Regions from separate parts of the Homo sapiens genome. Here region 1 is linked to region 2. Evidence: read pairs that join two places in POLR2A ChIA-PET (ENCODE). Cell type or tissue: OCI-LY7. All regions are shown on one strand. Each heading gives the region's core, and the rest is flanking DNA. Links, peaks and the distances in the headings are about the cores only. Region 1 overlaps TEX10 (testis expressed 10). Region 2 has its middle 15 kb from the start of MSANTD3.

Evidence for each region. ChIA-PET counts read pairs that join two places held together with the same protein. Peaks named below come from ENCODE experiments on the same cell type or tissue, not always from the same donor. Only the 100,000 strongest peaks of a DNase experiment are listed, where the experiment ranks them.
Region 1: POLR2A ChIA-PET joins it to region 2 with 10 read pairs; 25 of 35 experiments call an interaction of 5 or more read pairs at or near these places.

Annotation. Positions count from the first base shown.
Region 1 is chr9:100,339,997-100,347,996 of GRCh38, reverse strand. TEX10 (testis expressed 10) reads left to right here. Exons shown (of 15, transcript NM_017746.4): 3 at 591-1,303; 4 at 1,682-1,925; 5 at 7,628-7,740. Among named protein-coding and RNA genes, the nearest start is that of TEX10, 8.9 kb to the left of the region's middle. RefSeq lists an enhancer at 6,365-6,864. In OCI-LY7, for the core only: no CTCF peak of the experiment used is centred there; no DNase peak of the experiment used is centred there.
Region 2 is chr9:100,403,480-100,419,830 of GRCh38, reverse strand. No RefSeq gene overlaps it. Among named protein-coding and RNA genes, the nearest start is that of MSANTD3, 15 kb to the left of the region's middle. RefSeq lists a silencer at 8,110-8,199. In OCI-LY7, for the core only: no CTCF peak of the experiment used is centred there; a DNase peak (open chromatin) is centred at 8,040; H3K4me3 peaks cover 1,437 bases.

The DNA of each region.
Region 1 (8,000 bases), core at 1-8,000, 68 kb after region 2:
TCTGGTTTTTGGCTCTTATGAATAATGCTGTTATGAATATTTGTGTGTAGGTCTTTGTGAGGATATACATTTTTCGAGTTTTGCTTTTTAAGCTCTGAAGTTTAAATAATACTAAAGAGTTATTTAAAGTTTTTTTTTTCCCAAAGGTTACATAAATTATTCCACAGATAAAATTGTCAGGTAGTATACTCTGAATAAAACACAAACACCCTGTGAAAGCCCATTTGAAACAGGCAGAAACGGCCTGTCAAGAGTATATATATACACCTTCCATGATGTTTGGTACCTAGTAGGTTTTCAATAAATGATGGTGTGATTGCTGTCACTTTATATCATAGAGCGCCTAAGCCTGCATGTAGGTTAATGTAAAGAGAGAAAATTCCAACTGAAAATTATGCAATGTTTTTATTAAGCTGAAAGTATTTTTCTGTTTCTGATCCTAACAAAAGCTAAATAACATTTAAAAAGTACTTATTGAAGCAGTTTCCCCAAGGAGTGTCAGTTTACTAGTGTAGTGTTAGTTAGCATGTTTACGTGAAATTGATACATGTATATAAGTATACATCTAAAATTTGTATTTTTATTTATAGGATTTGCTGTCACAGATGCATCACTACAATGCTGGGGTTAAACAAAGTGCTCTTCTTGGACTTAAAGACCTTTTGTCTCAATACCCATTTATAATTGATGCACACCTTTCAAACATATTAAGTGAAGTGACTGCTGTGTTTACAGATAAAGATGCTAATGTACGATTAGCAGCAGTTCAACTTCTTCAATTCCTGGCCCCCAAAATACGAGCTGAACAAATTTCTCCATTTTTTCCTTTGGTAAGTGCCCATCTCTCTAGTGCCATGACTCACATTACTGAAGGAATTCAGGAGGACTCTTTAAAAGTTTTGGACATTCTGCTGGAACAGTACCCAGCTCTAATTACTGGCCGTAGCAGCATATTGCTTAAGAATTTTGTAGAACTTATTTCTCATCAGCAGCTGTCCAAAGGACTGATAAATAGAGACAGATCCCAGTCCTGGATACTTTCTGTAAATCCTAATCGGAGACTCACTTCTCAGCAATGGAGGCTGAAAGTCTTAGTGAGACTCAGTAAATTCCTTCAGGCCTTGGCAGATGGATCCAGTAGGTTGAGAGAAAGTGAAGGACTTCAGGAACAGAAAGAAAATCCCCATGCCACTAGCAACTCCATTTTTATCAACTGGAAGGAACATGCCAACGACCAGCAACACATCCAGGTTTATGAAAATGGGGGTTCACAGCCAAATGTCAGTTCACAGTTCAGGCTACGGTAAGAAGGATTTCAGTTATGTCCACACAGTTTTGCTGTATTGAATTATAACTGCTAACCATTGATGACTGTTGGTGGGAAGACATGCAGTTGTCTTTCATAGTTTTCATATAGTTACTCATGATTTGATTTTATTTACTGATGGGAAGAGTTATTTGTATGTTAATTTATTTATAGCAAAGCCTTTGAGAAATAAAACTTGATAATATCTTTTGGCTTTGTCATCTTAGAATTTCATTTTTCTTACTAGTTTTGATTGATGTAATTATCAGTTCATGGTGCTTCATTTTACTAGTACTTTATATTTAAGATTTAAATTAGCAAGGGATAATAAACATTTTTTAATCACTTAATTTTTTTCTTTCTTACCCTTATTAGGTATCTGGTTGGAGGACTGAGTGGTGTGGATGAAGGCCTGTCATCTACTGAAAACCTGAAAGGATTTATTGAGATAATAATTCCATTGCTAATTGAATGCTGGGTTGAAGCTGTACCTCCACAACTAGCTACTCCTGTTGGGAATGGTATAGAACGAGAACCTCTACAGGTTATGCAGCAAGTTCTTAATATTATTTCCCTTCTGTGGAAACTCTCTAAACAACAGGATGAAACCCATAAATTGGTGAGAACTAATGGTTCTTTATTTTCTTAGTATTAATAGCCTTTTATCATAAATGGCAAGATTCGAAATCAGCTCATTACTACTAATTGGTTATATATTTTTCTGAAAAGTACCCTGGGTTTAACTGTAAACTTGTTTGTTTTGCACAAAACTACAAATTAGTTTTCTGAAGTTATTATCTGTGAATATATATATATATATATTTAAGTGAAATGCGTAACTCATGCTTGGTTCCATTAGTTTTTTACTGGCTATAATTCATAGTAGTGTTACAGTGTATTGTTTATGGCAGATTGATTGTGTAGGAACATTCTAGTTTCTGAAAGGTCTCTTACAAGGTTTAAAAAGTTGCTTATTAAGTAGTCTCTTTCAATTTATTCCACATTGCCAGGTTTAGTAGAAAGGGACAAAACTGAAGAGCTCATGATCAGACTTGAATTGTTTTAAGTGTTGTGCTATAGTGAATGTAGTGCATAGTGTATGCTACACTTTTCCTTTGCAACCAAGGAGGAACAAGCTGCAAGATTAAGTTGGTGCTAAATCAATACAGTAACACACTTGAAAAGGGTAGCTACAGAAGCAAGACTTCAAAGCTAGAAGCATCTGGTTTTCAGAAGAATTGCTGTAAGGACTTTTGATAAGGCAGGTGTGAATCCTTCAAGTTTATATAAAACTGAGAAGGTAGTTTTCTTGTTTTTGTTTTATTTTTATTTCAAGTTGAAGTTTAGAATGAGTCAGTATGGTGCATAAGACGGGATAAATTAAGTAGTATTTGATAGTCTTGAAAAGCATTATAGAGTTGTAGTAAGGTGTATATTTTAAGAGCGTGTTCTATTGCTGTTAACTCATCATCTGTAGGAATGTTTTGTCAATTGCTTTTTCAAATAAGATGGCATTTTATTGATTACGGTTTTGAGACTTTGTTTTATGATTCATTGCATACATTGGCAAAAAATTAATAATAGGGCTATAATGTAAGATTTTGAGAAAGCAAAGCTTGTTTCTCATATGGCAGTTAATTTGTGATGTAGGCTAGAGACAGTAAGAATGTATATAGCTCCTTTAAAAAAAGTATATAGTACTTACAGTCTTGATCTATGATCATCTGAAAGGTTCAGATAGAAAATAAAAGTAATGCTAAAGTCCTTAAGATGTCCTATAAAAAAGAAAAAGTAATATTCAACATGGACTTTGAGTGCTAGTTTTTTCTTTTCTTTTTATTTTTGAGACATAGTTTCGCTCTTGTTGCCTAGGCTGGAGTACAGTGGCACGATCTTGGCTCACTGAGACCTCCACCTCCTGGGTTCAAGCAATTCTCCTGCCTCAGCCTCTTGAGTAGCTAGGCTTACAGGTGCCCGCCACCATGCGTGGCTAATTTTTTGTATTTTTAGTAGAGACGGGGTTTTACCATGTTGGGCAGGCTGGTTTTGAACTCCTGACCTCAGGTGATCCACCCGCCTCAGCCTCCCAAAGTGTTGGGTTACAGGCGTGAGCCACCACGCCTGGCCTAGTTTTTTCATTTTTAGAGAGCCAAGAAGTAAAAATTCCAAGCTTCTTCGGTGTTTGATTACATATAAGCACTAGTAAACTTTTGTTACTGCTTTGTTAGTAGCATTTGTATTTAGATAGACTAGTAGGACCAAAATTCAAAATCTGAAAATTTATTAATTATGCTAGTTTTGGGTCATCTTATCTGGATAACACTAACAAAGGATCTAAATACTGCTTTAGTTTTATGGATATTTAAAATAGTATGCTTTAGAACTATTTTGTGCTATTATAACATGACTAGGCTTATTAGCAGCTCATTAACATATAATGGTAAGTTTAAAAGACTGCGTAGACTGTTGAAGATCAGAATACAAATTGAGATACTGTATAAAGCTGAAATAAATAAATTCAGATAGGAATAATATTTAAAAACATCCACTGGTAGAATGCTCTAATTCACCTTGGCAGATTTGTAATAACTTGATAAGAACCATTATTTATTTATTTATTTTTTAAAAAGGAACCATTATCTTAGAGACAGAGTATAAAAATGTACATCATTGGTACAATCTATACAAAATGATAGATTGTTAGTAGCATTCTATACAAAATGACATTAAAATGCACATTCTGGTCTTGAACTTCTGGCCTTAAATATCCTTGCACCTTGGCCTCCCAAAGTGTTGAGATTACAGGCATGAGCCTCTTTGCCTGGCCACAGCCTAATCTTTAGGAGGAACCAAATAGCATTGCTTGGCATTGATGTCAGATCACACACCACAAGCTGAATTGTAACTCTTTTTCTCTCAGAAACTGTATAGATTTTTCTATTGGTAAATTGATGTCTCGGTTAGATATAGTCTTAGGACTACTGACTGTTTGCTTTTACATGTTGGTGCTGCAGCTTAATGCATTTAGTTTGCTAGTATTTACAAAAAGTCAAGAAATTTCACTTGTATTCAGGTAGTTTTTTTTTTTTTTTAAACTTTTTAGTAATTTGAAGCTTTGATCCTTACTTTGAAAAGAAGTCTCAGGGTACATTAAGTCTTACATGCAGTGGCTGAATAGTCAGATTCTGTAATAATCAACTGAAGTTGTTTATTTCTGAAATACTGTGTGTATCTTTTTTTTTTCCTGTTCATATAAACAGCCATTTATTCCAGCACTATTTGTTGAAAAGATTGTTGTTTTACATTTGATTACCTTGGCACTATTTTTCTTTTCTTTCTTTCTTTTTTTTTTTTGCATTCCCTTACCTATCTTTTTTATTTTAAAGTCAAACCTTCAGAAGGAATACAATAAGCACTTGCCTACCCCCATCTAGTTGCAGCAATTTCTAACATTTTGTGCACATGTTGAACTACTACTGTATGTATTCTTAATAGTTAGCTAGCTATATCCTTGATATAACTAGTTTTTATTTATTTTTATTTATTTTTTTTTGGAGACGGAGTCTCACTCAGTCGCCCAGGCTGGAGTGCAGTGGCGCGATCCTGGCTCACCTCCCGAGTTCACGCCATTCTCCTGCCTCAGCCTCCCAAGTATCTGGGACTACAGGCGCCTGCCACTATGCCCAGCTAATTTTTTTTGTATTTTTAGTAGAGACGGAGTTTCACCGTGTCAGCCAGGATGGTCTCGATCTCCTGACCTCGTGATCTACCTGTCTCAGCCTCCCAAAGTGCTGGGATTACAGGCATGAGCCAACGCGCCCGGCCGATATAGCTAGTTTTTAAAATGAAATTACAGTTTAACATTAGCTTTTTGATTTACTGTGGTTTTTAGGGTACTGTATTAGTAGTGTCAGGGTCAGTATTATGTTATAAAAATTGTGTCTTAGCTTTGCATTTAATGCTTGACTTGCTTGCTACTTTTTCTCTACGTGTGTGTCTCATTGCTTTTATCCTTTTGCTGTGAGGGTTAGAGTTTGTAACCAAACACTAATGCAGTCATACTTTATAAGGCATTTATTCAAAGCTTTATTGGGCATCAATAAATAATGGCTACTTAAATTAATTAAAATTTAAAATTCAATTCCTCAGTAACCCTAGCCACATTTCAAGTGCTCAACAGCTACATGTGGGTAGTGGTTACTATATTGGACAGTGCAGATAGATATAGAACAGTTTGATCATTACAGAAAGGTCTTTTGAATAGTACTATTCTAGACTCTGGGGCTACAGAGATAAACATGGTTGATAAGGTGCTTGCCCTCATGGTATGTACCTTCTGGTGGGATCTATAGACAGTAAACAAATATATAATGTCAGTACTAGGAAGAAAGATGAAAGTAAAATGGGGTATAAAGAGCATGGGCAGGAACAGTGAGGGGGAGCTATTTTAGATAGGTTGTCAAATGCTCTCTGAGAATAAGATATCTGAATGTCATTGAAGTGAAGGAGCAAGTCTTGTCAACATCTGTGGGAAGAACATTCAGGCATAGGAAACAGCAAGTACAATGGCTTTGAGGTGAGAACAGGCTTCGCATATTTGAAGAATGGCAGGAAGGCCTGTGCAAATGAGGTACTGGGAGAATGGTAGAAGATGGGGGCGAAGAAGAGTGATAGTGGCCAGATCATGTGGGACTCTGTGGTCCCTGGTAAGGAGTTTGGATTTTAACCTGAGTGTGGCGAAAAGACCACTGGAGGGTTTTGAGCAGAGGAGTGGCATGATCTGCATTATATTTATTTAACTTTAATGTGCTGAATTTATAAAAATAGAACACTAGTGAACTCCCAGGTGCTCACAGTCTAACTCTAGCAACCATCATCTCTTGGATGACCAGTCCTGTCCTACATGTATATACATTTCGTTTCCTTTCCCCCTTCCTGTATCATTTTGAAACACGATTTATGTTTTAAAAGATCACCCTGGCTGCTGTGTGGGGAATTGACTTTTGGAGGATAAGAGGAGAAACAGGCAGACTGGTTAGGAGGCTATTGCAGTAATCCAAGTAAAAGATGATGGTGGCCGGGTATCTAGTGGTTGAAATGATGAGAACTAGCTGGATCTAGGTAAAGCCAGCCAGACTGTTGGTATGTATAATGAAGGAAAGAGGAGTCAAGGATGATGCCAGTGTTACATCGCCCAAATGAGAAAGAAAGTCATTTGGCAGGGAGAATTTGGTTTTATTCATGTTAAGTTTTAAGATGCTTGTCAGAAGTTGAAGAGGAAGTGTCAAGTATGTATTTGCATATAAAATCTGGAGCTCAGGCAGAAATGATTCAAGTATTATTACTGGGCAGATCCAAACGTTTAGAAGTCAGGAAGAAGAGAACCCAGTAAAGATACTAAGGAGGAACAATAATTGAGCTGTAAGGCCGGGTGCAGTGGCTCACGCCTGTAATCCCAGCACTTTGGGAGGCCAAGGTAGGTGGATCACTTGAGGTCAGCAGTTGAAGACCAGCCGGGTCAACATGGTGAAACCCAGCTCTACTAAAAATACAAAAATTAGCCGAGCGTGGTAATGGGCACCTGTAATCCCAGCTACTCAGGAGATTGAGGCATGAGAATCGCTTCAATCTGGGAGGCAGAGGTTGCAGTGAGCTGAGATAGTGCCACTGTACTCCGACCTGGGCGACAGAGCGAGACTTCATCTCAAAAAAAAAAACCAAATTGAGCTGTAGGGTGACCAGCTGTTTTAGCACCTCAAGTCCCACATCTAGGAAACTTCTCAGTCTCTGACAAAATGGGATGGTTGGTTACCTTGGATAAGAGGAAATAAAGAATATTCTAATTTGGAATTAGAAAGACAGTGTTTCCATAGGAGGGAAATGATAAATTCACCAATACTACTGAAGCATTTTAAGTAAATGCATTGCTTTGTGAAATTGTTAAATAATGGAATTGCTGGAGAATAGAGTTATGGTGTAGACAGAACATCAGGGAGAAAGACTTTCTTGTATATTTCATAAACATTGCATTAGTAGTCCAAATTCAGAATTTTCTTAAGTCTCAGATACTTTCACTTTTTCTCTCTTAAGCAGCAGACAGAATGCAAGTAAATAGTTATTAAGCACCAAAAGGATCTATAGATGAAAAGTGGGTGCTTTAACAGTTAATTCTGATTTTTAAATTTATTTACATATTATATTACTGGTAGAAAGTGAATTATGATGGGACATTTATTTGACAAGTTGTCATTTCTCTTCAAGTTTTATTGCTTATTTTACATTTTTTCTTGTAGATTTTTCTAATCTTTGCTATTTCAATAGGAGTCATGGCTTCGAAAGAACTACCTTATTGATTTTAAACACCATTTTATGAGTCGTTTTCCATATGTCTTAAAAGAAATAACCAAGCACAAAAGGAAAGAGCCAAATAAAAGGTATTATGATTCTTTTTCACTGTATAACCTTGAAAAGCTGTTTAACCTGAAATTATCAGGAAGTAATTAACCTTAATATGGAACTTTCTACACTGCTGTGTATTTATGTCTAGATTTTGTGAAAATAAAAGTAGTAATATGGCTGATTTTTGGACAAGTGAGTTTGAACCTTGGGATTAACATTTTATTTTTATTTTTTAGTCTGTAAAATGGTTTTTTTGTGCTAGATGAATGTATCAGCTTATGTAAATACGAATTTA
Region 2 (16,351 bases), core at 3,892-11,891:
TGCTGGGATTACAGACGTGAGCCACTGCGCTCGGCCTCTGAAGCTTTTACTACTTGTTTTTGGAGTACTTGATTACTCTAAATAATTGATACCTAGGTGTATAGTTACTTATTGCTATACGGCAAATTACTCTAATATTTAGAGGCTTAAATCAACCATCATTTATTATCTCACAGTCTCTGAAGATCAGGAAGTAGCTTAACCAAACAGTTCTGCCTTGAGGTCTCTCCTAAGGTAGTCAGCAATATGTCACCTGGGGGAAGAGTCATTTGAAGTCTTGCCTGGGGTTGGAGAATAGACTTCCAAGGTGGCTCATACACACACACAGTTGTCAAGTTAGTGCTGGTTTTTGGTAAGAGGGCTCAGTTGCTCTCCATCTATGTCTGTTGCTGAATTAGAAACTTGAGTGAAAAGATGAGGGTAGTAGCGACTAATGTTGAAACAGCTGTTAGGGATTGAAAGCAAACTCTTTGTTTTTCAGATGTCAATCCTCTTTATGAGCTTCCCCATACACTGGTTGAATAACCTCACAAAAGGGTGACTGTCTTTCCCCATAGCAAAGTATTCATAGACATATTTTAAAACCTCCACACCAGACGCAGCAGCTTTGTACTACGTCAGGTTAGCTAAGCTAACTTGGTACTGTTTCCCAGAATTCTGTTCCTTGTATAGTTCTGGCTTAGCCATGGACCTAAGAGACATTCTGGGTTAGATTTGGAAGGTGGAGATTTGGAAGCTGGAGACATGTCTTTTACACTCTGAAGGTCTTCCTGGGCAATAGGCGGTGGGACATCATGTCATGATCACTGGCTAACCTTATGCCATGGGGCAGCACTGGGTCCTGCAGCTCCTTTAGCTTCCCTGAGTTCTGACCCACAATGAAAGCATGAGCATCAAGGTTAGAGTTGGTGAGAGACAGAGGCAGGGTCTAGTGTTCGTTGTGGGCCACAGTTTGTCCTCACAGGTTTTAGTTTGTCCTTGACCTTGTCCATATTCAGTTTCCTTCCCGTCTGTCAAACTGGCTGACCTACAGCGACTTCAGGCTCAGCATTAGACTCAGAGGCAACAGCAGCCTGCACAGACTGCCACCACTGCTGCTGCAAACCTATGTTACTTTCTATAAAGCTGCTTGAAATTGTTCTTTATTACTAGAGCCGGTCTGCCACTAAGAGGCTGTGAAACCTTGAGGAAGAGGATTGATGTCTGAAAAACAAAGAGTTTGGTTTTGATCCCTAACAGCTGTTTCAACATCAGTTGCTACCACCCTCATCTTTTCACTCAAATTTCTAATTCAGCCATTGTACTTCTCAGTGTCTTTTCTAGAAAAAGACTTGCCTGTGATTACCAACAGCCATGTTCATGGCAGCTTTGATTATGGACAATAAAGGAAGGCAGGAGGTAGGGAGAGAGAAAAGAGGGAGGGAGGGAGAGAGAGAAAGAAAGCAAGAAAGAGAGAGAGAGAAACATTGAAAAGAACTTAAAAGTTCATCAATAGGGAAATGCATCAATAAACTATGGTATTTCATAGGACTGATAAAGCATTGTATTGATGTGCATTTTTGTTTGATGATTTTTGGTTTGGTTTGGTTTTGGCAAGCCATTTTGACTCCACAGTTTTAAAACTGGTAAACATTTTAGACCTGGGCACATTCCCACACAAGGAAATTTTGGACTTTTATTTATTTATTTATTAGAGACAGGGTATCACTCTGTCACCCAGGCTGGAGTACAATGGCACATAGCATGATCATAGCTCACTGAAGCCTCAAACTCTTAGGCTTAAGCCTCTCGAGTAGCTGGGACTGCAGAAGAGTACTGCTGAGCTCAGCTAATTAAAAAAATTTTTTTTTTAGAGATGGGGTCTTGCTATGTTGCCCAGGCTCATATCAAACTCTTGGCCTCAAGCAATCCTCCTACCTTGGCCTCCCAATCTTCCTGCCTCGGCCTCTCAAAGTGCTGGTATTACTGGCATAAGCCGCCATGCCCAACAAACGAAGGACATTATAATTTAACCTATTGTTCTTAACTCTACCACAAAATGAGTAGTTAGTATGTATAGGCAAAGCTAAAAAAGCAAGACACCAATGGAAGATGACAAGATGATGTTACTCTTCTGTAGCATCTGAAAGGATTTGCTTACAGTGTTTTCATAAGTTAAGAATTAAATATAAACTGTCAGTATTGTGTCCAATTTATAATAAATATTTCTGTAGAAAGAATTAATATAAAATAAAATTGACAATGGCTAAAACTGCACATGGTAAACGTGCAATTTGATAAGTTGATTCTAAAATTTATCTCCAAGAGAAAATGTTCAAGAATAGTGAAGACATTTTGCAAAAGATTCAAGATGGCACTCATTCTATCAGATAGTATCCTACAAACTTATAGAAATTAAATTTGCCTGTCTCTAAACAGGATTAGACAATTAAACTCAAAGAATAAAATAGAACCCTGAAAAGACTCTTGGACATGTAGAAATATCATACATTTAGACCATAGAGGAAAAGATTGATTAGTCCACAAATGGAGTTGAGATAATTAATTACCTGTTTACAGAGAAATAACATTCCTACTCCGCATCACATAAAAAGAAAGATTCCAGATGCATTTTAAAGCTACATGTAAAAAACATTAGCTAGGTATTAAAATAAAATAGAGCACTTCTTTGTGTTATCAGAAAAGGAAATACAAAAAGCAGATCCTTGAATAATGTGTCTTTCAACATCGTTTTCTTCTAATTTTGATGAGAAAAAAATTGGTTTTCTATGTTGTTTTGCTTAAAGTTGCAGTTTACAAGAGCCTATTGACAATGTTAAGTGAGGACTTACTGTACTTTCTTATGTAAAATACTACAAGCAAAGTCATACAGAACAAGATTCATAAATATAACTATGTAAAAAATCATTTCTATACACATAGTGCCCAGATATTGATTTCTAATAGCATTCTCCAATAAAAGGGACCAGGATTCTTTGAAAAAATGGCTGATTCGAGAACTAGGGTAGGAAATATACAAGATAAGCATTGTGCATTTTTTAAAGTTAGAAAGTAAGGAAGAGCTGGCCGGACACGGTGGCTCACCCCTGTAATCCCAGCACTTTGGGAGGCCAAGGCGGGCGGATCACCTAAGGTCAGGAGTTTGAGACCAGCCTGGCCAACATGGTGAAACCCCATCTCTACTAAAAATACAAAAATTAGCCGGGCGTGGTGGCAGGCGCCTGTAATCCCAGCTACTTGGGAGGCTGAGGCAGGAGAATTGCTTGAACCCGGGAGGCAGAGGTTGCAGTGAGCTGAGATCACACCACTGCACTCCAGCCTGGGGGACAAGAGCGAGACTTCGTCTCAAAAAAACAAACAAGAAAAGAAAGTAAGGAAGAGCTAAAATATGTACACAATTTTGGAGATGTGTTGAAGGGACACAGGAATTAATTGAAGGTGATCCCAATGGCCAAAACTAGAACAATTTGAGCAACAAAAGAAAGTAGCATTGAATTTTTTTTTTTTTTTTTGAGACAGAGTTTCACTCTGGTTGCCCAGGCTGGAGTGCAGTGACGCAATTTCGGCTCACTGCCACCTCCGCCTTCCGGGTTCAAGCAATTGTCCTGCCTCAGCCTCCCAAGTAGCTGGTATTAAAGGCGCCTGCCACTACGCCCAGCTAATTTTTTTATTTTTAGCGGAGACGGAGTTTCACTGTGTTGGCCAAGCTAGTCTGCAACTCCTGACCTCATGATCCACCTGCCTCAGCCTCCCAAAGTGCTGGGATTACAAGCATGAGACACCATGCCTGGCTGAAGTAGCACTGAATTCTTAATGTAACTCAAAGTATACAATAAATAACCATGAGCCCATACTGTACAAATAAATGATGGAATAAACACATTAATTAAATTAATAGGGAAGAGTAGGCAACTCTTCTATGCAGAAGAATTCCAAATAATATGTGAAGATACTCCATCCTTAAGGTGGTGGAGCATAAATTCCCACCCCTTAAGTATGGATTGTGCAGTGACTGCCTTTCAAAGGGTACAGTATAGAAAAGGGGGAAAAAAGAAGAGTAACTTTACCATGGAGAAACCTGACAAACGCTATTTCAGCCAGATGAACAAGGTTAATATCACTAGTGACAAGTCATGTTAACAATCTGTACCCTTGAAATGGTATGATCAGAGTTACCTCTTCAGGTTTCCGCCCCCAAACCCAAACTCCAGTCCAATGATTAGAAAAACACCAAACAAATCCCAACTGAGGAACGTTCTACAAAATACCTAATTAGTACTCCTGAAAACATCAAGGCTATCAAAAACAATAAAAGTCTGAGAAATTTTCACAACCAAGAGGGGTATAGAAGACATGATGATTACATTTAATGTGCTATTTCGAATGGGACTGTCCAACAGAAAAAGGACATTAGGCAAAAATGAAGAAAATCTGAATAAAATATGGGCTTTAGTTAATAATAATGTATCAATATTTGTTCATTGATTGTGACAAAGATACCATTCTAATGTAAGATATTAACAATAGAGAAACTAGGTGTGGGATATATAGGAGTACTCTGTTCTATCTTCACAGTTTTTCTGTAAATCTAAAACTACACAAAAATAAAAAGTTGATTTTTAAAAATTGGCTTCTATGTTATAGACACCCTTAACAACACTAAAAGACAAAATCAAAACAATGATGTACTATTTTCAGATACCAGATTGACCAAAATGTAAAACTGTTTGGAAAAAATGGGTTCTTTCATGGAAGTGTAAATCGATAGGAGCTTTTTAAAGGGCAGTTGCTCTCAGAATGTTAAAATGTGTATTCCTAGGTATCTAGAGAACGACTACTTTCACATATGCAAAAAAGGGCATGCACAAGGGTTTCCTAAAGCATCATTAAACCTAACTTCTATCAAAAAGGAAATGATTAAATAAGCTATGGAATAGTCATATTTAGAACACCGTATTTCGGCCGGGCGCAGTGGCTCACGCCTGTAATCCCAGCATTTTGGGAGGCAGAGGCGGGCGGATCACGAGGTCAGGAGATCGAGACCATCCTGGCTAACACGGTGAAACCCTGTCTCTACTAAAAATACAAAAAATTAGCCGGGCGTAGTGGCGGGCGCCTGTAGTCCCAGCCACTCAGGAGGCTGAGAGAGGAGAATGGCGTGAACTCGGGAGGCGGAGCTTGCAGTGAGCCGAGATCGCGCCACTGCACTCCAGCCTGGGCCACAGAGCGAGACTCGGTCTCAAAAAAAAAAAAAAGAACACTGTATTTCATTAACTCGAGGATGTGACCCGCTATAGCCTTCGTTATTTCATACATCATTAAGAAAGAAAAATGATCCTAATTAAGCTATGACACAAAGCTTTCTTGCCATTTATAATTTTTATTTTATACTTATTGAAAAAGCTAATTAAGGCTTAAGACATCTTTAGTTCCATATTATCCTTATGCATAAATTAAAAGGATTCATGAAATAAATTGATTACCATATAGCTAAATCCTCTTCTCAGAGTCTGAACCTTCTGTATAATGTTTAGACTCAGAATCATCAATATGCCAGGCTGCTAACCTCCATTCTGCAAGTTTTGATGCATACCCAGCAGGCAATGACAACCACATCACTATTGCTGCCTTGCTAGCTGACAGCAACTGTAAGATGCATACCAATCTGAGAGATCATAAAATGTGAATAAAAAAGTGTGCCTTAGAAACAAGAGTATTTTGCAGCAGCTAAAGGAACTGAGGAATTCTAATTCATATTGCTAAGAAAAAATAGCAAGTTGCAAAAAATAATATGCAGTATAAGCACATTTATGGAAAAAAGCAAAATAAACCTCTATGTTTGTGGGACATTCCCTGAAAATTTGGCTACTCAAATTTTCTTCCTTTTTTTTTTTTTTTTTTTTTTTTTTTTTGATACAAAGCCTCTCTCTGTCTCCCAGGCTGGAGTGCAGTGGCGCGATGTCGGCTCACTGCAACCTCCGCCTCCCGGGTTCAAGCGATTCTCCTGCCTCAGCCGCCGGAGCAGCTGGGACCACAGGCTCGCACCACCATGCCCGGCTAATTTTTTTGTATTTTTAATGGAGATGGGGTTTCACTATATTGGCTAAGCTGGTCTCAAACTCCTGACCTCAGGTGATCCGCCCACTTTGGCCTCCCAAAGTGCTGGGATTACAGGCATGAGCCACCACATCCGGCCTCAAATTTTCTGTACTTGAAAATTCTATACTTTAGATACTTGAAATTACCTTTCAAGTATCTATAGAATGGCATGATAAGGGGGACCTCACAGCTCCCCTTTATTGTGCCATTCTATACTTTAGACACTTGAAAAGTAACTTTCCCAGACTCCTGTTGAGAGGTCAACTTGATAAAATTCCTGTCAATGAGTAGCAGGCGGGTATTCCCTTAGGCTCCTTTTCTTGAATGAAAATATAAAACTTCACAAGAAGATGACTTTTGGCTTTTCTTATCTAGTACATGCACACAATTCCTCGAGAAGCAGCAATCATCTTATGACCACAAGGACAAAAGTCACATGCTGGGAGTGGTAAACTGAAAGATAGAAGGACCCTAAGCGCCTGAGAGCATTGTTGAGCTGAGCTGCCATGCACTCCCGCTGTGCGCTGCCTGCTCCTGGGCTTCTTTCCTCTCCTTTTCTTTGTGTGGTAAAATATACATAAAATTTACCATTTTAACCATTTTTTGGTTTTGTTTTGGTTTTGAGGTCTTGCTCTGTCGCCCAGGCTGGAGTGCAGTGGCGCGATCTCGGCTGACTGCAACCTCTGCCTTCCGCGTTCAAGCGATTCTCTTGCCTCAGCCTCCTGAGTAGCTGGGATTACAGGTGCGCGCCACCACGCCCAGCCAATTTTTGTATTTTTAGTAGAGACGGGGTTCCACCACGTTGGTCAGGCTGGTTTCGAACTCCTGACCTCGTGATCCACCCGCCTCGGCCTCCCAAAGTGCTGGGATTACAGGCGTGAGCCACTGCGCCCGGCCCATTTTAACCATTTTTAAGTGTACAGTTCAGTGGCATTAAGTGCATTCACATGGCTGTGCAACCATTTTCACCATCCATCCAGACGTTTTCATCATCCTCAACTCTGCACCTGTTAAACACTAACTCCTCATTTCTGCCCTACCTGCAGCCTCAGGTAACCATTATTCTATTCATCTGTCTTTGTGTATAATATTTGACTATTCCAGATACTTCATGTAACTGGAATCATACAACATGTGTTCTTTTGTGTATGTTTTTTTTCACTTAGCATAGTGTCTTCAAGGTTTGTCCATGTTGTAACTTGCATCAGAATTTCACTCTTTTTAAAGGCTGAATAAGGTTCCGTATATACCACATTTTGTTTATCATTTATACGGGGACATTTGATTTGTTTCCCCCGGGCTTTTGTTTGTTTGTTTTGTTTTTTCAGGGTTTTACTCTGTTGCCCAGGCTGGAGGGCAGTGGGGCGATCACTGCTCGCTGCAGCCTCAACCTCCCAGGCTCAAGCGATCCTCCAACCTCATGATAATGGTTATAATAGCACTTGCCATTTACTGGGCTTTTTCTGCGTACCAGGCAGTGCGCTAAGCCCTTGATACATACGACGTCATTTAATCTTCACAAAATCCCTGTGATGCACACAACTACAATCAACTACATTTGATACAGGTAGCGATTGAAACTTGGACAGATAACTTGCCCAAGGCCACACACAGTCACACCAGACACTGGAATCTGGATCTGTCTCACTGCAAAGCAGCAATTCTTGACCACTAAAGTAATTGAAAAAAAAAAAAAGCAAAATCAATAGACTCGATGTGAGCAGTAAAAGACGCATCGTGTGTAAACTAAGGTCAGTCTCTGACGGGTTCTCTTTGAGTACCCCCGGGACACCCACTAAACGGCCCCAAGAGCGCTAACCCCACAGAGCCCTAGAGGTTTTCCTGCTCCTATCCCATCCACGTTTTCCTCGTCACTGCAGTCTAAGCTTCGCGAGCTCCTCCCCTTCTTCGCCACTGGCTCCTCCTACGCAAGCGCACTGTGACCCGGAACTTGACTACCGTTCAGCGTGTCTCCCAGAGCTGCTGCGCTGGAGCTGAGGGAGCGCGCAGAGCGGGGCGGTTGGGCGGGGCCTCTGTGTAAGCTGCGGGGCTTCGCGGGCTTTGGGTTGGGGAATGAATGGCGTGGACCGTACTTGTCAAATGGAAGGAGTCGCAAAAATTTCGATTGCACAAGTGTTTCATCCATCCCTCCATTTACTCCAGAAGTCTGTACAATGTCAATGACTGCTGTGTGCTGGCACCCACCTGGCACAACGACTGTGCTCCCTGCGTACCCGCACTTGATGGATACAGCAGTTCATGAAGGAAATGGGGACTAGGGGATGTGAAAGATGTTCCTGGAACCTCCCTCCTTGCTCACAGCCCCCATTTCCCTATCCCCTCACCCCACCACCAAAATTCATATAGGAGATGTCGGTATCTAGCAGGAATGGCACCAGGTTGTCTCTAGGGTTACCATTCCATGCTCCTCTGTTATCCAGAGGACCCGTACTTACCCCATGCGCATTCATCTGAGGGTCATGTAATGGCCTTTTTTAGTGTCAATGTCCTCCTAAGACTGTATGATCTAGGATGGTAGAGACAAGGTCTTGCTCACACTTGAGTCCCCTGACAGTTGAATACCCAGATCCTAACGCAGAGTTTGGCCCAGGTAAGATTCAGATTTACCTCAATATAAGAAACACAAATGAGCAGCTACTCTGTACAGTAGGCTATGTGATATATAGCATACAAAAATAGGCTAAGTCCGCTTTCTAGGAGCTCACAGTCTAGGAGGGTTGGAACGCTTTTCATAAGATAAGGTGAGGAAAGGGGGCACTCAACAAAGGAGCAAATAGCTAGGGATGGGGACTGTCGAAGGCAGACCATTGATCCTTAACGCTGGTCCCCAGGGACAGAGAAAGAGAAAAGGGAGTGGGGGAGGGAGGGGAAGAAAAGTAGTAATTTTGTTTTGCTTGCTTATTTGTATTTTTGTGCCAAACTATTTTTTTTCTATTATGTTTTCTCAAAAGTTGAATATTTTCTCACATCTGCAGCAACCTGGGCCATTATTGCATAAATTCCTCTTTCCTCAATGTCTGCTTCATGTCAGTCCTCTAACCTCTCTCTCCCAGTTCTTCCTCCTGACACCTACCACTCCTCTGATTGCTTAACAAGTGTTAAATTGTAGAAATGGTTTCTGTTCTCATTGTTCAGCTTCACAACCACTTTATTTCTAGAACATATGGTCTCTAACTCATTAAGAAATAGCCGAACTGACCGGGTGCGGTGGCTCACGCCTGTAATTCTGGCACTTTGGGAGGCCGAGTCGGGCGGATCACGAGGTCAGGAGATCGAGACCATCCTAGCTAACACGGTGAAACCCTGTTTCACAGGCTAAAATACAAAAAATTAGCCGGGCGTGGTGGCGGGCGCCTGTAGTCCCAGCTACTCGGGAGGCTGAGACAGGAGCATGGCGTGAACCTGGGAGGCAGTACTTGCAGTGAGCCGAGATCACGCCACTGCAATCCAGCCTGGGCGACGGAGCAAGACTCTGTCTGAAAAAAAAAAAAAAAGAAAAGAAATAGCCAACTATCTATCTATATACACCATTTTATAATTTCCCAATTCCAAAAAGCTTTTCATTTATCCAGTTTTTTGTTTTTGCTTTTTTTTTTTTTTTTTTTTGAGACAGAGTCTTGCTCTGTTGCCCAGTGCAGTGGCATGATCTCACCTCACTGCAACCTCCACCTCCCGGGTTCAAGCGATTCTCCTGCCTCAGCCTCCTGAGTAGCTGGGATTACAGGCACGTGCCACCACACCCAGCTGATTTTTGTATTTTTAGTAGAAATGGGGTTTCACCATGTTGGCCAAGCTGGTCTCAAACTCCTGACCTTAGATGATCCACCTGCCTTGGCCTCCCAAAGTGCTGGGATTACAGGCATGAGCCACCGTGTCCGGCTCCATCCATCCAGTTTTATAAGCAAGCATAGTAATCTGGTAGATTTATTTGACACTATCCCCACCCTTACATTCTCATATCCAATATATTATCAAGTTTTGTCAATGTTATGTCCCGCACATTTCTCAAACCTGTCTGTGTCACACCATCTCTACCAGCACCTTAATCCAAACTTTTACCTGGATTAATACTATACTCACCTCAATTTCATTTTTGTTTGTCTGCCAATCCATTCTCCCCAGAGCAGAATAATAATATTCTTAATATGCAAATCTAATCTGCCATTTGATCCTAACACCTGTCAATGATTTACTTTCATTTCAAGGTTAAAGACCAAAATCCTTAGTGGGACCTACAATATTGCCCTGCCAAAATCTTCACTCTATTTTACTTTGTTCTATCCACTTTGTCTTTCTGTCTTACCCACTGGCCTTCTTTCAGTTCCTTAAAAACACCCTTCTACCACAGGGACTTTGCACATACTATTCCCCCTACTTCATGTATTATTTTCCTTGTTCTTCATATTCTTAGCAACTACACATCCTCTAGGTCTCAGATTTAACATCACTTCTTAAGAGAAACTATCTCTGACTCCCAGATCAAGTCATTACAAAGATGAATTCTGCCAAGTAAGCGTGATCAAAGTAAAAGTGTGTGTTCAGAACTCCATTTGCTCCTCCTGGTGCACTCTTCACGTTTCTCTGCCATGCCTTGTGGCTAAGCAGGCTGATTTGTGTGGACTACACCAACATCTCCCTGGCCTCCCTGGCCCTCAGAGCAAATGAGGGTGTCAAGGTGTTTATCCCCTGCACCTCCAAGCTGGGTCGCTGCACGCTGGCTACTCCCTCAACCAAGTGCCAGCTACAGCTTTTGTCAGGCAGCTGTCTCCATGGAGGTTTCTTTGTCTCCAAGTTCTAGGAACTGCTGCCTCCTCTCGCTCCTCCAAGCTAAGGGGTACCATCAACAGTGCTATCACATACTACATTATTACTTCTGGTTCCCCTAATCCCTGCCCACTCCTTTGTAAATAGTTCTTGTATTTAACACTTTTCAAATTACCCTCTTGCTGTTTGCCATCTGTTTCCTCTGGGGACCCTGACTGCGACATTGCCCTGGGGAATTTTTGGTGTAACTAAAGTTTACATCATTGGTGTCAAAACTTTTATTTATGGCCAACCAAAAGGATTATCTAGTCCTTTATATTTATAAAATGGAATACTATATGGTTACTGAAAAAGCATGTTTTTGAAAATAGAAACAGGATAGAAATATGTTGAATTTGGTCTCAATTTTATTTTAAAAAATCTTAACTAATATTTGTCTCTATTCAACAGATATGCTTCAAAATGTTAATAGTTGCTTTCAGAGTGACAGAATTACTTTTTTGTATATGATTTTCTCTATTTTCCTGGTTTTCTGCAATAATATTACATTTTTATGATAATAAAGATATATAATATATATACATACACGTTATTTTAAGACATTTTTAATTGATCCAATTATTCAAGTTATAAAATCCATTAATTAATTAAAGTATAAATTAAACAAGACAATGAAAGTATATTGCCTAGGACACTACTTGCACGAGGTGGACACTCAATGTATCAATAACAATTTATCATGACAAATAAATGTTTTCCAAACTTCTCAGCTTTATTAAACAAAATACAGAGAACACAAATTAGACTTTTCTGGATGACTTGGGAATATTAATTATCATATTGTACTTTAATAGGATGCTCTGAGCTCATTTAATTCAATTCTTTCATTTAACATACCAAAAAAAATCTGTAAAATAGAATCATCCCCAGAGAGGTTAAGTGACTTCCCTGAGGTCATATACAGCTAATTAGTGCTCTCAGCTCATTTTTTTCTCTCTAAAGACTTCCTCCAAGATCTGCTTCCTTTCCTCCAGAGAAATACTTCTTTTCCTATATTTGTCAGTACGTGCAACTTATTTAATTCTATTGCAAACTTTTTTTTGACTAATTAACCCTATTCCTAACTCTGTAATACTACATTATGTATTTTTTCTTTCTCTCTCCTTGTCTCAGTTCTATTTTGATTCTGGAAATAGATGTTATCAAGTGAAATGAATACTAATAATAGATAACAGTGAAAGAAAATAAAATAGATTCAGAATAAACTTAGATTTAAGAATGAGTTGCTGCAACTATCTGAGGCTGGTGACGCAGTTGGTAAAAAGAATTTACCAAGGCAGGCTGGGCATCATGGCTCACTCCCGTAATCCCAGCACTTTGGGAGGCCGAGGTGGGCAGATCAGTTGAGCTCAGGAGTTTGAAACCAGCCTGGCCAACATGGTGAAACCCCATCTCTACTAAAAATACAAAAATTAGCTGGGTGTGGTGGCACATGCTGGAATTATACCAGCTACTTGGGAAGCTGAGGAGGGAGGATCGCTTGAACCAGGGAGGCAGTGGTTGTAGTGAGCCAAGATCATGCCAGTGTACTCTAGCCTGGGTGACACAGTGAGACCCAATCTCAAAAAAAAAAAAAAAAAAAAAAAAAAAGAATTTACCAAGGCAGTATATGAGAGAAAGTAGTAAAAATGCATTGCAAGAAGGCAATGGGCAGATCAGCAAGAGAGGAGCTGACTGCAAAGAGACAGAGGCTTGCTTGGGTTTTATAGGATGATGCTTGTGCTGGAGAGGGATATGTGCAGTACAGATAATGGCTAGGTTGCAGTGAACTAACTTGCATTTTTCTATCAGCTGAGGGACTGGTGATAGCTGGGTGCAGGAAGATTGTGAGCTATTTGCGCAGGAGGGCTATGTGTCCTGGACCATGAAGAAAGGCAGACTCACAGCTTATCTGCTTTTTCTTTTTGCTTTCCCCTGCTCCCACCAGCCTGACTCCCTTTCTCTAATTAGGACTCCACATGAATGCCATCAACTTTTAGAGCCAATTAACATGCCTTGTACTCCCCTTCAGAAATCACACAAATGCCTACCATCACCTTTCTCCACCTCTTTATACTAACAGTACTTTGGTGAGGTGTAATTTATGTATTAAAAATGAATACATTTAAGTGTAAAGCTTGATGAATTTTGACAAATATATACACTTGTGCAACCATCATCCAGATCAAGGTGAAGAAATTTCCTTAACTTCGGGAAATTCCTGTATGTCTCCTTCCTGTCATCTTCCCCCCAGACCCCACGAGACACACCACTATTCTGATTTCTATCACCATAGCTTGGTTTTGTCTGTTCTTGACCTTCTTATAAGGAATCATGCAGTGCGTACTCTTTCATTCCGTGTATGAGCTGTTCATTTCTTTATATTGCCATATAGTATTCTACTGTGTGAATACACCTCAATTTATTTATCTGTTCTTCTGTCAATAGACACTTGGGTTATTTCCAGTGTGGGCTATTATGAATAAAGCTATTATAAACATTCCTGCACAAGTCTTTTTTGGAAATACAGTAAACTTTCTTAAAACAGGAGGGTTTTTTTGCTTTTTTGTTTTTTTAGCTCATCAGCTATTGTTATTGTATTTTATATATGGCCCAAGACAATTCTTCTTCTTCCAATGTGGCCCAGGGAAACCAAAAGATGGGACACCCCTGGATATGCCTAGGAGTAGAATTCCTCCATCATGAGGTAAGTACATGTTTCACTTTTTAAGAAACTACCAAACAGTGGCCGGGCGCGGTAGCTCACGCCTGTAATCCCAGCACTTTGGGAGGCCGAGGCAGGCGGATCATGAGGTCTGGAGATAGAGACCATCCTGGCTAACACAGTGAAACCCGTCTCTACTAAAAATACAAAAAATTAGCTGGGCGTGGTGGCGGGTGCCTGCAGTCCCAGCTACTCTGGAGGCTGTGGCAGGAGAATGGCATGAACCCGGGAGGCAGAGCTTGCAGTGAGCAGAGACCGTGCCACTGCACTCCAGCCTGGGCGACAGAGCGAGACTCAGTCTCAAAAAAAAAAAAAAAAAAGAAACCACCAAACAGTTTTCCAAAATGGTTGTTTTATTTTACACTCTTTCCCATTACCCCACATCCTCACCAATACTTAGAATTACCAGTCTTCTAAATTTTAGCAATTTTGATGAATATGTGTTAGTCTCTCATTATGATTTTAATTTGTTGAGCAACTTTTCATACATTTAGCAGATATCTATTTTGTGTGTGAAATATCTGTTCATTTTGCCCATTTAAACACTTGGGTTGTTTGTCTTTTTATTATTGATTTGTAAGAGTTCTTTAGATATTCTGTTTACCTGTTCTTCATCTTTTCCAGTCTGTAGGTTGCTGTTTCACTTCTTTAAAGTGTCATTTAATAAACGAAATTTTAAAATTTTTATGAAGTCCAATTTATTGACTGTTTTTTTTTTTTGTCCAGTTAGTGAATTGTGTTATAGGAAACAGTTATCTGCCCCAGCACGGTGGCTCACGCCTGTAATTCCAGCACTTTGGGAGGCTGAGGTGAGCAGATCACTTGAAGCCAGGTGTTCAAGACCAGCCTGGGCAACATGGTGAAACCCTGTCTCTATCAAAAATACAAAAATTAGCTGGGCATGGTGGTGGATGCCTGTAGTCCCAGCTACTTGGGAGGCTGAGGTGGGAGGATTGCTTGAGCCCAGGAAGTGGAGGTCTCGGTGAGCTGTGTTCACACCACTGCACTCCAGCCTGGGTAACAGAGCATGACCCCAACAATCCCCAAAAAAAGAGTAGTCCAGAGACTTTTGCAAAGAATGAATGGATGGGGTTTGCTTTATCAGATATTAAAATATTGTATAAAGAGGCTGGGTGCAGTGGCTCATGCCTGTAATCCCAGTACTTTGGGACGCTGAGGCAGCTGGATCACTTAAGGTCAGGAGCTCGAGACCAACCTGCCCAACATGGTGAAACCCCATCTCTACTAAAAAAATAAGAAAATTAGCCAGGTATGGTGGCAGGTGCTTGTAATCCCAGCTACTCCAGAGGCTGAGGCAGGAGAATTGCTTGAACCTGGGAGGCAGAGGTTGCAGTGAGCCGAGATCATGCCACTGCACTCCAGCCTGGGCGACAGAGTGAGACTCCATCTCAAAAAAACAAACAAAAAAAAAACGTATATATAAAGATAAGTAATTTTAAATGTATGTTACTCCAGAGAAATGGAAATTTTTAGCAAAGAAACAGAATAGAGTTCAAATATAAACAGATACTTCTAAGCACATGGGCAAGGATGTACAAGCCCATAAATGATATTGAAACAACTATTTATTCATTGGGAAAAGAAATCAAATACTTACCTTACATTAAGGCAAAAATAAATTCCAGATGGAGCTTAACATTAAGAAATCATACCAGTATTAAAAGCAGAAATGAAAAGTGTTTATAATCTTAATGAATATCTTATGCAAATGCAAAATAATGGGAAATTAACTGTAAGAATTGTCTTCTGCCTGAGATAATAGACAAAAATACATGAGAAGCAATTTAAAACAAATGAGATAACATTTTTCAGGATCAGATTAGGAAAAATTTATTAATAAAAAACATGCTTTGTGTCACTTAATGGATACCCTGATACATTACTAGTGCACATTTATATTGATATAATCTTTTTGAAGGACAGTAGTTAGATTTTAAATGTGCAATCCTTTCAATTTAGAAATTCCACACCTATATACATATATATATTCTAGAGACACAGATGTACACAAAGAGGCATGTATGAGGGAGTTCACTAGAACATTAATTTTGATAAATGGTGTTTAAAAGTCATAAAGTAGGCCAGGCACGGTGGCTCACTCCTGTAATCTCAGCACTTTGAGAGACCAAGGTGGGAGGACTGCTTGAACCCAGGAGTTCCAGACCAGCCTGGGCAATATGGTAAGGCTCCATCTCTATTTTTTTTTAAAAAGTAATAAACACACTGTATAATACTGTATTTCATTGACTCTAATGTGACATCAATTGTAAGACCCAACATTATTTTGTATACCAATAAGAAAAAAAAATGCTGCCAATTGAACTGTGGCACAATACTTTATTATGTAGAATATATATTTATATTTAATGAAAGAGATCTTTTAGACTTATTTAACCTAGATTTATAAGTCACATATCACTTTCTTTTGCACTCACAAAATGGAAAATATAAAGGAAATAAATGAGTTAAGGTATTTTTAAAACAACTTCACAGGCAAGGTGCAGTGGCTTACACCTGTAATCCCAGCACTTTGGGAGGCTGAGGCCAGTGGATTGCCTGAACTCAGGAGTTTGAGACCAACCTGCGCAACATGGTGAAACCCTGTCTCTACAAAAAATACAAAAAATTAGCCGGGCATGGGCACACACCTGTGGTCCCAGCTACTCAGGAGGCTGAGGTGGG